Regions from separate parts of the Homo sapiens genome. Here region 2 is linked to region 1. Evidence: chromatin loops called from intact Hi-C (ENCODE). Cell type or tissue: PC-3. All regions are shown on one strand.

Evidence for each region. Hi-C counts contacts between places; a loop is a spot of excess contacts. Peaks named below come from ENCODE experiments on the same cell type or tissue, not always from the same donor. Only the 100,000 strongest peaks of a DNase experiment are listed, where the experiment ranks them.
Region 2: a loop joins it to region 1, with 21 times the contacts of the local background. A loop is called at or near these places in 3 of 110 quality-filtered maps.

Annotation. Positions count from the first base shown.
Region 1 is chr14:101,662,130-101,670,129 of GRCh38, reverse strand. All of the region lies in intron 1 of LINC02320 (long intergenic non-protein coding RNA 2320), which reads left to right. Among named protein-coding and RNA genes, the nearest start is that of LINC00239, 64 kb to the left of the region's middle. RefSeq lists an enhancer at 3,161-3,660. In PC-3, CTCF peaks have their summits at 3,359, 4,251 and 4,450 (motif pointing right); a DNase peak (open chromatin) is centred at 4,459; H3K27me3 peaks cover 445 bases.
Region 2 is chr14:101,238,705-101,246,704 of GRCh38, reverse strand. No RefSeq gene overlaps it. Among named protein-coding and RNA genes, the nearest start is that of LINC02285, 120 kb to the right of the region's middle. In PC-3, no CTCF peak of the experiment used is centred here; a DNase peak (open chromatin) is centred at 4,584.

The DNA of each region.
Region 1 (8,000 bases):
CAATTTTGTCTTTTAACCTATATACTAACAATAATTTACACACCACCATTACAATGTTAGAGTATTCTGAATTTGACTGTGTACTACGTACTTTTACCACTGAGGTTTTTGCTTTTGTATGTTTTTGTGCTACTAATTAGCATACTTTTGTTCAGCTTGAAGAACTCCCTTTAGCATTTCTTGTAAGACAGGTCTGGTGGTGATAAACTCCCTCAACTTTAATTTGCCTGGGAAAGTCTTTATCTCTCTTTTATCTCTGAAGAATAGCTTTTCTGGGTAAAGTATTTTTGGTTGGAAGTTTTTTTTTTTCCCTTCAGCACTTTGAATATATCATCCCACTCTCTCCTGGTTTGTAAGGTTTCTGCTGAGAAATCCACTGTTAGCCTTACTGGAACTTCTTTACATGTGATTTGTTTCTTTTCTTTTGCAGCTTTTAGGATCCTTTCTTTGTCTTTGGTTTTTGACAAATTGATTATGTCTCAGGAGTAGTCTTGTTTTGATTGAATCAGATTGGAGATCTTTAACCTTCTTGTACCTGGATATTTATATTGCTCCCCAGGTTTGGAAGGTTTTCTGCTATTATTTCTTTAAATAAGTTTCCTTCCCCTTTATTTCTCTCTTCTTCTTGAACTTCTATAATGTGAACATTTGCTCTTTTGATACTCTCCCCAAAGTCCCATAAGTTTTCATCATTCTTTTTCACTCTTTTTTCTCCTCTGACTGTATATTTTCAAATAATCTGTCTTCAAGTTCACAGATTCTTTCTTCTGCTTGATCATTCTGTCACTGATGCTTTCTATTACATTTTAAAATTTCATTCATTGTATTCTTCTGTGCCAGAATTTCTGTTTGCTTTTTTTTAAAAAAAATTTCAATCTTTCTGTTACATTTCTCATTTTGGTTGCTTATTGTTCTTCTGATTTCACTGAATTACTTCTCTGTATTTTTTGAAGTTTGCTGAGCTTCCTTAAATTATTTTGAATTTTGAATTATTTGTCAGTTTTTTTTCATTTCTTTCTTTTTTTTTTTTTTTTAGATGGAGTCTTGCTCTGCGCCCAGGCTGGAGTGCAGTGGCTTTTTTTCATTTATTTGTGGTCAGTTTTGGGAGATTATTGTGTTCTTTTGTTGGTGATATATCTCCTTGGTTTTACATGTTTCTTGTTGCCTTTCATTGATGTCTGCATATTTGATGGAGTCACCTCTTGCAGACTTCACAGACTGATTTCACTATGGAAAGACCTTCCCCTACAGGGAGGTAGAAGGGTGCTTGCTGGTGGTGTGCAGTGGTTCTGTCACCAGTGAGAACGCAGCTGTGTAGTCTCTGTGTGGCTGTGTCTTATATTGACATATCTTTCTTTTCCTAGAATAAAAACTACTTGACCATAGTGTATGATTTTAATATATATTTGTTTTTTCCATCTATCATAAGAAATGAAAACTGTTCATTTATTTTTTGAAATAACTTAAGAAAGTTTTGATATTAAGGTGTGTTAGCATCATAAATTGAATTGAGGAAATTTCTAATTTTTTTCTATGGCTTGGAATACTTTGACTAACATAAAAATTATCCTTATTGGAATGTAATCTAAAACTAATTTGTAAAATCATTTCGGCCTAGAACACTTTTATAGGGGATGCCATCATTTAGATATTTTAAGCATTAAAATTAATTTGCACCTTAGCTTCTGGTAAACATGAAATGTAGGTAATTTAGCTCTTCTTTTGAAGACAGCCAGAAAAGCTAAATAAGAAATCTACTTGAAGGTATTAGGACATAATAAAATAGTGAAGAAATACTGGCCCCAAATTTGGCAGACGTGACAAACCATTTTGGGTTGCTTCTCCTCTCAGAAGAAACTGCCAATTCAGTGTGGGAGGTACTGAGAGGCTGAATGATGCTTTTTTGGAAAGTAATATATCTTTTATAGTCTGCTTTTGATATTTTCTCTTTTTCTTTAGTTTTCTGCAGTTCTACCATGCTATATCCAGGTATGCATTTCTTGTACTTTTTCTGCTCGGGTTTTTAAAGTTTCTTAAATCTGTGCTTGATCTCTTTCAACACTTTGGGTAAATTCTAGGGTGTTATCTCTTCCATTATAATTTGATTCCATTAACATGTATTGTTCAATTACCGTTTTGCCCCCTCACCCATGTATTTTCTTTACATATATGAAAAAGGTCGACATATGCCTCAGTCCTTCTTTATCTTCTCTTTCTTTTAGCAGCTTTTTTGGTTTTCCCCTATTCTTTTTGTTTTTGTCCTCAGTATGCCCCCAAATTCCCTATTTTATTCCATGCTTTATTCTGGATTCTGTCTCCCGGCCCATCTTTAGCCCAGTCTAACTCACTATTAAGCTAATCAATTAAGTTTGTAATTTCAGTTATTTTATTATTATTTAGTTATGGGATTTTTACTCTATTTTTGTCTTAGCCAGCGTTCCCTAGTGATTGGATTTCATTGAATTGTGTCCTCTACAAAAAGATATGTCAAAACCCCAACCCCCAGTGCCTCAGAATGTGACCTTATTTGGAAATTGGGTCTTTACAGAGGTAGTCCGTCAACATGAAGTTATTAGGGTGGACCATAATTCCATATGACTGGGGTCCTTCCTTATAAAAAGGGGAAATTTGGACATAGATAGACAGACATACAGGGAAGACGACAGGGAAACATGCAGGTGATAACGCCGCGTGAAGATTGAGGCAGAGATGGGAGGGATGCGGCCAGAAGCTGAGGAATGTTGGGGTCCGCCAGAAGCTGAAGAATGTTGGGATCCACCGGAAGCTGGAAGAGGCAGGAAGAATTCTCCCTAGACGCTGCAGAGGGAGCACAGCCTGGCTGACTTCTTGATTTTGCACTTCGGCTTCCAGAACTTTGGGACAATGAATTCCTGCTGTGTGAAGCCCTCCAGCTGTGGTGCATCCTCATGGCCTCCCTAGGTAACAGATTCCCCTGGAAGGCAGAGTGCGAAGCAAGGGCAGCGCTCCTGTTTGATTAGAGAGTGAAATCCAGGGGGCGCAGTGAGGAAGAAGGGGAGAGACACAGATACGGCAGAGACAGGGCTGCAGACAAGTGTGACTGATGACCACTTCTCAGAGACGTACTTTCTAAGAGGCTGTAAAACGGCCTGGTGTGGTGGCTTAGGCCTGTAATCCCAGCACTTTGGGAGGCCGAGGCGGGCGGATCACCTGAGGTCAGGAATTGGAGACCAGCCTGACCAATAAGGTGAAACCCCACCTCTACTGAAAAAAATACAAAAGTTAGCCGGAAGTGGTGGCGGGTGCCTGTGATCCCAGCTACTCAGGAGGCTGAGGCAGGAGAATCACTCAAACACGAGAGTTGGCTTGCATTGACCTGAGATGGCGCCATTGCACTCCAGCCTGGGCGACAGAGGGAGACCCTGTCAAAACAAAAAAAAAAAAGAGGCTGTAAAATGACAGACTCTCAGCACATTCTGTTTGGGAGGAGGAATGGGGAATAATTTATTTACCAGTCAGTGCCAAATCCCATTTATCAGGGGTTCACCCCGTGGAGCATGAATACCTCAGGTTACCGGATCGCACAGGCGTGGGTACTGAGCGAATCCTGGGGTGTTTCTCGCCTTGTTGGCAACAGGGAAGGCCCGAGGTAGGAGACAAGCGGCATCCACCGCAGGCTTAGGGTGAAATGCGCTGCCCACTCCCTGTGGAGTCAGGCGGTGCCCACACAGAACTGGTGACCAGCGGGGTGGTGGAAGCAAAACAGATGGCTGCTATGGACCGAATGTTTGTGTTCCTCCGACATTCACGTGTTGGAGCCCTAACCCTCAGTGGGAGGAAATTAGGCTCAGATGAGGTCATGAGGGTGGAGCCGCCATGATAGGATTAGACCCCTAATAAGACCAGAGCCCTGGCTCTCCACCATGTGCAGACACAGCAAGAAGCTGGCCATCTGCAAACCCCCAAGAAGACCCCCACCAGGAACTAAATCTGCCGACACTTTGACTTTGGGCTTCTCAGCCTCCAGAACTGTGCAAAATCTGTTATGTAAGCCACCCAGCCTGTGGAATTTTGCTATGGAACCCTGAGGTGGTCAACACACAGCCAAGGGCTCCAGAACAAGGCGACCAAAGAGTCTGCCCAGGTCTTAAGAGGCACTGGATGTAACTTTCTTTTTTCTTTCTTCTTCTTCTTCTTCTTTTTTTCTTTTTAACAGTTTTCAGATCTCTGCCAAAATTCTCAATCTTGTCTTTTTCCTCCATAAACAAAGAATGCATATTTATTTTGAGATCTGTGTATCATAATTCCGTTATCTGGGTGACTGTGGACCATTCTGTTTTGTTTGCCTACAGAGTCTGTCTTGTCTCCTTATGTGCTTATTGTGTGATAGGGCATTCATTGGCTTATTGTAGAAATACATCAAGATGTAGGAGATCTCCCTCCAGGTGTGAGATAAGTTGGCTCTGCCAGGCACCAGGGGGCACCAGAACTCTATGGTTGCCTTAATCCAGTTTTAGGAAGTGTGATGATTCAAAGGTGCACTTTACTTCTCCAACTCAAGAAGGCTAGAATGCTTCTGGGTTGCCCTTACACCAAGACCACTAGTCCCCACCCCAAGCAAGAGAGGTCCCAGAGCCTACCTTTGGTGGGTCCTGGACGCCCACCCCTTTTCCTTATGCTTATAGCTGATTTTCAACAGAAATAAAGGAAGTCAACAGCATTAGAACAATGTTTTTAGAGTGCTGCAAGAAAAATAGCTGCTAAACTGGGATTTTCTATGAAAAGAAAATATTCTTCAAGACTAAAGATAAAGATATCTTCATATAGATGTTTGGCATGAGAAGAACTACACTAAAGAGAATACTTCCAGAACCAATACAATTGGGTTTTACAAAAAAGAAAATATTAAAAGGTATCTTCAGGTCAAAGGATGAACCCAGGCAAGAGGTCAGAGATGCAGGAAGGCATGAAGTGCAACTAAAAGTGTCAATAGATAGGGAAATCTAAATGAATATTCAGCCGGGCACAGTGGCTCACTCCTGTAATCCCAGCAATTTGGGAGGCTGAGGCAGGTGGATCACCTGAGGACAGGAATTTGAGACCAGCCTGACCAACATGGTGAAACCCTGTCTCTACTAAAAATACAAAATTAGCCAGGCGTGGTGGCAAATGTCTGTAATCCCAGCTACTTGGGAGGCTGAGGCAGGAGAATCGCTTGAACCCATGTGGTGGAGGATGCAGTGAGCCAAGTTTGCACCATTGCACTCCAGTCTGGGCAACAAGAGTGAGACTCTGTCTCAATAAATAGATAAATAAGTAAATAAAAGAAAATAAATCAATATTCATAGCATAGGACAATGACATCTTGTTGGGTTAAAAATATGAATAGAATGAAAATGTGTGGCAACTTGGCCTATAATTTGTGAGAGAATAGATGGAGTTAAAATATTGTAAGATTTTTGCATTCTCATAAAATTATCATTTATTATTAGACATAATAAGTCCAGAAGCATGTTATAATCAACCTCTAAGGCAACTATTAAAAGAATAATACAAGATTGCATAACTTTCAAGCTCATAGAATAAAAAAATGGAAAAATAAATGCCAGTCGCATTGGCTTACACCTATAACTCCAGCACCTTGCGAGGCCAAGACAGGAGGACTGCTTGAGGCAAGGAGTTCCAGACCAGCTTGGGCAACATAGTGAGATCCTGTCTCTACAAAAAATTTTTTAAAAATTAGCTGGGTGTAGTGGCCTAAGCCTGTAGTTCTAGCTACTTGGGAGGCTGAGATAGGAGGGTCGCTTGAGCCCAGGAGTTAGATACAGTGAGACATCTTTATGCCACTGCATTCCTGCTTGGGTAACAGAGTGAAATCCCATCTCAAAACAGACAAACAAAAATGGAATAAAAAAATAATTCATTCAAAAGTAGATAGTCAAAGAGAAAAAGGCATATAGGTCAAGTGAAAGACTGTAAAGAATTATTAAACCCAAATATGTCAGTAATTACTAATATATTTTAAACCAAATATATCAATAATCACGTTAAATAAGAATAGCCAGGGACTACTAATAAACATCGAAAAACAGGAATCAGATATATCCTACCACCTGAATCATCCAAAGAATGGACAAAATATATGAAATGATGAGAGAATCAGGCACCAAAGGATAGTCATGTTTGAGACATGAGAAATAAATGGGGCAAACCCTATTATTACCCCAGCTTGCTGCCTTGGGAGTTTCTTAGGTGGAGCTTGGTGGACTCTCTGAGTTGAGGAGATGGAGCTGAGAGTCTGAGGAAGGCGAGGTGCTTCCTAGTGTTAGCAGGACAGAGGACCTAAGAGGAGAGAGCTGCATAGAGACAGAACTCCAGAGATCTGAGCAGGGTATCCCTTGAGTATTTAGCTGGGTGTTGATCAGTGCATGCATGTGAGAGGACTATCAGAGGCTGGGGAAAGAACCACCCAAAGGATTAGAGATAATAGTACTTAGTGCTCACACTGGGCTGGGAATAGTGCCATTTCCAAATAGCTATACTGGACAGCCTTAAGTATTCATTGGGCATTGATAGAGCACACAGAAAGATTTTGCCTCAGGAGTGGGAAGTAATTAGACCCAGACTGTGCAATGCTCTAGTCTATCTAACAAGTCTTAAAAGGAAGACCCAAAAGGATCACAATATTTCTGAGGACCTCAACAGCATCCTAAAACAAAGTTGAAGGCTCTTTATAGGACTGAGAAAATATCCAGCACTTAATCAGATAAAATTTGCAATGTTTGTCATCTAAGCAAAAATTAACAGGCATGCAAAAGAGCAGAAAAATACAACCTATAATGAGGAGAGAAATTAATTAAATCCAAGCCAGAACTGACAATGAATTCAGCAGCATATTAAAAAGATTATACATCATGACCAAGTGGGATTTATTCCTAGAATGCAAGGATGCTTTAACATATGAAAATTGATCAATATAATACACAACATTAACAGAATGAAGGGAAAAACCCAACCTGGTCATCTCAATTGGTCCAGAAAAAGCACCGGACAAAATTCAACATGCTTTCATGACAAAAACATAAAAAACTAGGAATAGAAGGAAATTACCTCAACATAATAAAATCCATATACAAAAAAACTCACAGTGAATGTCATACTCAATAGTGAAAGACTAAAAGCTTTTTATCTAAGATCTGGAATAAGGTTAAGATGCTCATTTTGTCATTTCTGTTCAATGTAGTTACTGGAAGTCCTAGCCAGAGAAATTAAGCAAGAAAAACAAGTAAGACAATTTAAATTAGAAAAGAAGTAAAATGATCTGCTTCAATATGATATGGTCTTATAGGTAGAAAATCATAAAGATTCCACCAAAAAACCTTTTAGAACTAATAAACCCAGCAAAGAACAGGATACAAAGTCAATAAGCAAAAATCAGTTGCATTTCTATACACTAACATTGAATAATCCAAAAAGAAAATTAAGAAAATAATTCCATTTGTAATAGCATTGAAAAAAATAAAATACTTAAGAATTAACTTAACCAAAGAAGTGAAAGACTTGTACAATGAAAACTACAAAATATTGCTGAAAGAAATTAAAGACATAAATAAATAAAAGCACATCCCGTGTTCACGACTGGAAGAATTAATATTGTTAAGATGTCAATACTACTCAAAATAATCTACAGATTAAATGCAATCTTGATTAAAATCCCAATTATGTTTTTGCAGAAGTAGAAAAAACCCATCCTAAAATTTGTATGGAATCTCAAGGGACCCCAACAGCTAAAACAATACTGAAAACAAAAAGCAATACTGAAAACAAAGCTGGAGCACTCCTGATTTCACTTCTTGTTTTCAAAACTTATTACAAAGCTACAGTAATCAAAACACTTTAGTCTGGCATAAAGAAAAACATAAAGACCAATGAAATAGAATACAGAGCCTAGGAAGAGACCCTTGCATATATGGTCAAATTAGATTCAGCAAGGGTGTCAGACCACTCAGTAGAGAAAAGGC
Region 2 (8,000 bases), 420 kb after region 1:
CATCCTATCTAAACCTCGCATCCTATCTAAACCACACATCCTACCTAAACAACGCATCCTATCTAAACCTCCCATCCTGTCTAAACCTCGCATCCTATCTAAACCTCGCATCCTATCTAAACCACGCATCCTACCAAAACCTCGCATTCTATCTAAACCTCGCATTCTGTCTAAACGACGCATCCTGTCTAAACCTCGAATCCTATCTAAACCTCCCATCCTGTCTAAACCTCGCATCCTATCTAAACCAGGCATCCTATCTAAACCTCGCATCCTATCTAAACGACGCATCCTACCTAAACAACGCATCCTATCTAAACCTCGCATCCTATCTAAACCTCGCATCCTATCTAAACCTCGCATCCTACCAAAACCTCGCATTCTATCTAAACCTCGCATTCTGTCTAAACGACGCATCCTGTCTAAACCTCGCATCCTATCTAAACCTCGCATCCTATCTAAACCACGCATCCTACCTAAACCTCGCATTCTATCTAAACCACGCATCCTATCTAAACCTCGCATCCTATCTAAACCAGGCATCCTATCTAAACCACGCATCCTACCAAAACCTCGCATCCTACCTAAACCTCGCATCCTATCTAAACCTCGCATCCTATCTAAACCTCGCATCCTACCAAAACCTCGCATTCTATCTAAACCTCGCATTCTGTCTAAACGACGCATCCTGTCTAAACCTCGCATCCTATCTAAACCTCGCATCCTATCTAAACCTCGCATCCTATCTAAACCATGCATCCTACCAAAACCTCGCATCCTACCTAAACCTCGCATTCTGTCTAAACGACGCATCCTGTCTAAACCTCGCATCCTATCTAAACCATGCATCCTATCTAAACCTCGCATCCTATCTAAACCTCGCATCCTATCTAAACCTCGCATCCTATCTAAACCACGCATCCTACCTAAACCTCGCATCCTACCTAAACAACGCATCCTATCTAAACCTCGCATCCTATCTAAACCTCGCATCCTATCTAAACCTCGCATCCTATCTAAACCACGCATCCTACCTAAACAACGCATCCTATCTAAACCTCCCATCCTGTCTAAACCTCGCATCCTATCTAAACCTCGCATCCTACCTAAACCTCGCATTCTATCTAAACCTCGCATTCTGTCTAAACGACGCATCCTGTCTAAACCTCGCATCCTATCTAAACCTCGCATTCTATCTAAACCACGCATCCTATCTAAACCACGCATCCTACCAAAACCTCGCATCCTACCTAAACCTCGCATTCTATCTAAACCACGCATCCTATCTAAACCTCGCATCCTATCTAAACCTCGCATCCTACCTAAACCTCGCATTCTGTCTAAACGACGCATCCTGTCTAAACCTCGCATCCTATCTAAACCACGCATCCTATCTAAACCACGCATCCTATCTAAACCACGCATCCTACCAAAACCTCGCATCCTACCTAAACCTCGCATCCTATCTAAACCATGCATCCTATCTAAACCTCGCATCCTATCTAAACCTCGCATCCTATCTAAACCTCGCATCCTACCTAAACCTCGCATCCTATCTAAACCTCGCATCCTATCTAAACCTCACATTCTATCTAAACCTCAAGTCCTATCTAAATTTCACGTCCTATGCAAACCTCACATCCTATCTAAAAATTCACTAAGATAGATCAGAGATTTCAATGTAAAACTACACAACTTTGTTTAAAACATAGGAGAAAAGCTTTGCAAACTGAGGGCTTGGTGGAGAGTTCTTAGACATGATACCAAAAGCACAATCCATAAAATAAAAAATCAGACATTGGACTCCATCGACATTAAGAACACTTGCACTGTGAAGTTCCCTGTTCAGAGGATGAAAAGGCAAGTCAGACTTGGAGGAAATATCTGAAAAGCATATATCTGACAAAGGACTCATAGCTAGAAAAATAACAAATTCTCAAAACTCAAAGGTATAAAACAAACAATCCAATTAGAAAATGGGCAAAAAGCATGCATAGACATTTCTCTAAAGAGAACATACGGATGGCAAATAGGCTCACAAAAAATGGGCGACAGCATTAGCCGTTAGGGAAACGCAAATTAAAATCATGAGAGTTATCAATATATGCCTATTAGAATGGCTAAAAGAAAATAAAAACTAGTGACAACCATGAGAAAATCATCAAATGTCCTCAATTTGAGAGACATTCTACAGAATACCTGACTAGTATTCCTCAAAAAACAAAACATAACAATAAACACAGTCATAACACCAAATGCCGGTGAGGATGGTGAGAAACTGGGTCTCTCATATATGGCCAGTGGGAGTGTCAGATGGCAGAGCCACTCTGGGAAAATTTGGCAGTTTCTTTAGAAACTAGGCATAGCCTTACCTTGTGACCCAGCAATTACATTCCTGGGAATTATTCCCAGAGAAACGAAAACTTTCCTTCACACCAAAACCTGTGCACAATGTTCACAGTGGCTTCATTTGCAACAGCCCAAAGCCAGAAACCGGAAGGCCCTTCGGCAGGTGCACAGTTAAACCGTGGTGCATCCGCGCTGGGGAATACTGGTCAGCTCCCGCAAGGAACCAACTGGGAACAAGCCCAGCGTGGATGGACCTTGGGGCCCGTCTCCAGAAGCTGTGTGTCACAGCCTCAAAATGACAAAATTACAGAGATGGAGACAGACTGTTGTTTACCAGGGGATGGGGATGGGGTTGGGGAGAAGAAGGGCATGGATGTGACATAAAGGGGTTGCAAGAGGGATCCTTGTGGTGATGGAACTGATTGTGCTTTCCTAAATGTACCCATGTGAGAAAATTGCATAGAACAAAATATATACACATACACACATGCACATGACGAACACATGTGCTGTGGACCGAATGTTTGCGTTCTTCCAAAATTCGTGTTGAAGCCCTAACCCCCCAAGGCATGGTATTAGGAGGTGGGGCCTTTGGGCGGTGATGAGGTCTTGTGGGTGGGGCCCTCATGATGAGATTAGTGAGAAGAGACTTAAGAAGAGATGGTCTCTCTCCAGCGTGCCGGGACTCAGCGAGAGGGCAGGGACTGAGTCTGCCAGCCCTGTGATCTCGGACTCCCCAGCTTCCGTATCTATGAGAAATAAATGTCTATGATCTGTAGTATTTGTTACAGAAACCCCCACTGACTAGGACAGCTTGTAAAACTGGTGAAATCTGAATAAGATCTGTGGATTCCACCGAGGTCAGTTTCCTGATTTTGATATTGAACTATAGTTATGCAAGATGCTACTTTTGGGGGAAACTGGGTGAAGAGTGCATGGGACTTCTGTGTACTATTTTTGCAACTTCCTGTGAATTTATAATTATTCCCCCCACCCCAACCCCCCAAAAAAAGAAGGAGAAAGAAGTAAGGGAGAGTGCGGATGCCTGGAGGGTGCACAGCGTGGGCGAGGGCCAGGCATAGCAGAAACATGGAAAGCAGCAGAAATATGCAGAGGGCAGGTTGCTTCCAACATCCTAGGCAAACCTGCCAGGCCAGACGTCTGGGGAGGTTAACTCAGGTAAGGAGGAAAGGGTGGGCCCCCAGGAATGGTGCCTGCTGGGAACAGGATGTGACCTCTCAGCCCCAGCAGAGAGAGCCCTCTGCCCACAGAGGTGTGTGCCCAGGCAAGCAGGGGGCACACGGGGACTTGTGTCCCCCACCCCGCCGCTGGGGAAAACCAGCTCTGCGGGAGCCAAAACTTGATTCCATTTGGAGCTCTGGGTAGTGCTTTTCAACAATAACCTTTTCCATCAGGGGAGGGTCTTCTGGGGCTTCTCGGAGCCACAGTCACAGCCTGGGCTTCCCAGCAGAAAGAAGTAACTAAACGATCTTGCTTTGCACACTAGGAGCTGCTGCACCCACTCTTCCCAAGTTACATGAGGACACAATTTATCTTTAGCCCGAAGCCACCTGCTTGGTAATCTGTTTCTGTGTACCCAATTGATCCCACCATCCTTACATTAGCTGGAAAAGCGGCTGACTTTATTTAAAGCAATCAGCTTGCACAGATACCCTGGACGGGGTGGTCCCAGGGTGCCCGTCTGGGCGGCCGCCGTTGGGTGACCCTGCCCTTCTTTGAATGGTGGAGCCGTCTGCTCCAACCCAGGCTAAGGAGGGACTCATGCCTTGTGAAGGTAACACTCCAACCCCAGCGAGAGGGTTTCATGCAGATTGTCGGTGGAGATTTTCCCCTCGCTGGTCACTGAAGCTATACTTCATTTTAACGTTTTGGTCCTTCTTCCAGGCAAATGATTAAATTGGTTAATAAAAAGTCTGGAAGCGTTTGTACCCAACACTGCTCGATGCTGGATAAATTGTGAAGTATATTGTTTTAATGATGTCTTAATAACTCTGAGGTTTGACCCTAAAGGAGAAGAGCTGCCTGTGCCCCGCATTCACTGGGTCATCTCAGATGCTTCTCCCCTTGTTTCTCCCATGACTGAGCAGCCACGCATCTGGACAGGTATCCAGAACACTCCCTCCCCTCCCTTCCCCTCCCCTCTCCTCTGTCTCTCCTTCTCTCCTTCTCCCTACAGGGTGACTGTGCATGTCGGCTGCCCCTCTGATTCTTCCATGGTCAGGATCTGTTGTGAGATACATTCACATAGAGGCTGAATTTAAATGATAAACAAATGTGAGTCATGACCCAACAATGTGCAAGTGGGCAGGCCACAGGAAGCCAGGGAGTGAGGGGCTTGGTCAGCCTCCTTTAGAAGGTGGCCCTGCAAAGATGCAGCCTCCGAGAAGGTGGCAGGGGCTGGCTCTTGGCAGGCCACCTACTGGGCTCTACAACCCACCGTGCGGAGGCCGTGTTTCCCCGCTTTGCAGATGTGATGTGAGGCACAGAGGGTCTGACCTCAGCAGGGGCGTTGGACGTGCAGGCGTGTGCACCTTCTGCTGAGCCCCAAAGACTCCCGGGCCCCTCCTTGCAGTTAGGACAGGACTCGCCAAATGCCTCCAGCAAAAGGTGCACATAGCTTCACTGCCTTTTTTTTTTTTTTGTATTGTGGTAACAACACATCACCTAAAATTTGCCATTTTAAAGCGTACACATCAGTAGCATTAAATATATTAACATTGTTGGCTCACCATCACCACCATCTGGTTCCAAAACTTTTTCATCACCCCAGATGAAAACCCTGAACCCATGAGCAATCACTCTCCATCTCCCTGCTCCTCCCAGCCCCTGGTAACTACTAAGCTGTCTTCTGTCTCTATGGGTCTGCCTACTCTGGACATTTCATATAAATGGAATCACACAATATGTGGTCTTTTGTGTCTGGTTTCTCTCACTTTGCATAATGTTGTCAAGGTTCCTCCATGTTGAAACCTGTATTGCATCATTCCTTTTTTATGGCTGAGTAATATTCCATTGTGTGCACACAGCACGTTTTGTTTATCCATTCATCTGTAGAGGAGATGGAGCATCTGGGTGCCTCAAGGGGTCAGTTCATCTCCAGAGGCATCTCTGAGTGGGACCTGCAGGAAGCGGGGACTTAGCATGACATTCACAGCTGCATCCCCAGTGCCTAGAACAGTACCTGGCACAGAGTAGGTGCTCAGGAAATATTTGCTGAATAATGAACAAATGAAAGAATACTTGGGTATGGTTGCCAGGAGTGACAGTGACAGCATTTTTGCTCTGATCTTCTAGAGGGAAGAGAGGGAACCCAGCTGCTACGACCACCATCTGTAGCCAACTTTTGGGAGAAAAAGCCAGTCTAGGGCTCTGGGTGCCAATCACTAGATGGGGAGTCAGGAAACTGGCCACAGGGTCGTGGCTTCACCGCACATGGGCTCTGTTACTTAGAAAGCTGAATGAGTTTCCAGTCACTGTCACAACAAATTACCACACACCCAGTGGCCCACAACAACACATGTGTATCACCTTGCTGTTCTCGAGGTCAGAAGTCTGATCCGAGTCCCAGGGGATAAAATGAAGGCACCCACAGGGCTGTGTTCCTTCTAGGGTTCTAGGGGCAGCATCTGTTTCCTTGACTTTTCCAATTTCTAGACCCATCTGAATTCCTTGGCTTATAGCCCCATCCTCCGTCTTCAAAGCCAGCCATGCAGCAGGACCTCCAATTCTCTTCCAACCCATCATCAGGTCTGTTCCTGACACAGCTGGGAAAGGTTCTCCGCTTACATGGACTCAGTGATTAGATGGTTGAGACTGCTTGGCTAACCCAGGATACTCTCCCAGCTCAAAATCCTGAATGTAATCACCTCTGGAAAGTCCCTTTTGCCATGTAAGGTGACATATTCGCAGATTCTTGGGATTGGGACACGGATGCCTTGATGGGGGGACATTATTCTGTCAGCCACAGAAGCCCCTTGGCCTGAGACTTACTTTCCCCATATGAGAAGGCAGGCCAGATAATTTCCAAGGTCCTTCCCAGCTCTTGGAGTCAGGTCATTGGAGCAGGAAGGAACAACGGCTCTGACATATCAATGGATCATCATTGAAGCAGGTGCCTTGGAGCAAGGCCCTGTCTGGCCAAATGCTTGATTTGACCTTTCCACCCATGCTTTTTCCGACTCCTCATGGTGGCCTCTGAGAGCTCTGTCCTCCTCTATTGAGGTGAGAGACACAAGCGTCAGGGAGGCCGAGTGGCAGTCCCTGGGTGGCGTGGGGACCTAGAGCCCCACTGTGTCTGTCAGACACAGAAGCAGATGGAGTGCTCTGCTGTTTGCACAGGTGATTTGTGTAAAATGCAACCACTTTAGAGCATTTTTTAAAAAAACCTATGAATTTTGCATATTTGAAATTGGTCCTTTTAGGAAACTGGAATATATACTCAATTTAGTCATTAATGTAAAAGGTTTCTGAAATGGACTTTCTCAGCAAAAATGTGGGGAGGGGGTGTTGTGGAGAATATCCGCTGATGTGACTGTAATGGTTGAGCTATTTGCCTTCTTTAAGTCTTTTTCTCAGGAGGAGCGAGCTGCAGAAAGAGAAACTGCAGAATGATGTGCAACATCTGGAGATTCTAGAGGTGAAACATCTGTATCTGTGGGCTGGCTGGCCCCTGGTCCCTAAATCCACGTGTTCTTTCTGAAGCTGGCTCCGCAGATGCCAGCAAGCAGCTGAGAAGACACGCAGTGTGCGGCTTCTCAAAATCCAAGATGGGACCGAGATATTCTCCCGGGGAGATGCACAAGCTCCCAACACCAAGCCCCCCAAAGCTTTCATCTTTACCATGTCCTTCCCTCCACTTAGGCTCCTCTGTGGATCTTACCATCTTGCCCCGAAAGACTTAACACTGCTGGGGGAGGATGGTCAGCACAAACACTACCCTTTGCTTGGAAGTGTGCCCTTTCAATAGTTCAAAGGGTATCTTTCAAGGGGCCGAGCTCTCAGAGTACAAGGCAGGGCCATGCACACACTGCGGTGGCCCCAGTTGTTTGCATAACACCTGCGGCAAGAGCTCTGCAGGTCGGCACCCACCGAGGGAGAATTGCAGCTGACCCTGAACCTGGGCCAGCAGCGCCTGGCAGAAGGGCTGAGGTCACAGACACTGCCTTCTTCCTGATAAGTTTCTGAGAAACACAGGTATGTGATGGGATGAGTCTGCAGCAGGCTGGGCTTCCTGGTACAGCCAACAGGATGGAGCTGTCCCGCTCTCATCGTCAGAGGAGCTTCGTAGGTGCTGCTTGTTGAGATCATGGTGGTTTGATCCACAGGAAGGATGCAATGCATCTATTTGTACGAGTGTGTCTTCATTCATCCCTTTGTTCATTCAAGAAATATGCGGGGACCTTCCTGCCTGCTCCAGGGAATAAAAAATAAATGCGAAAATCTTCCTGCCCTCCTGGAACTCACAGTCTAAGGAAAGAGACATACTGGCAGGCCACCTGTTACAATGTAGCCCCTTTGTTTATTGATGGATTCATTCATTCATCAAGTACCTCTTGCAAGCTGTTTATGTGGTAGGTACCTGGGTGCTCACCAGGGATGAGTCCACAAGAAGCAGTTAGTTAAAATGTCAG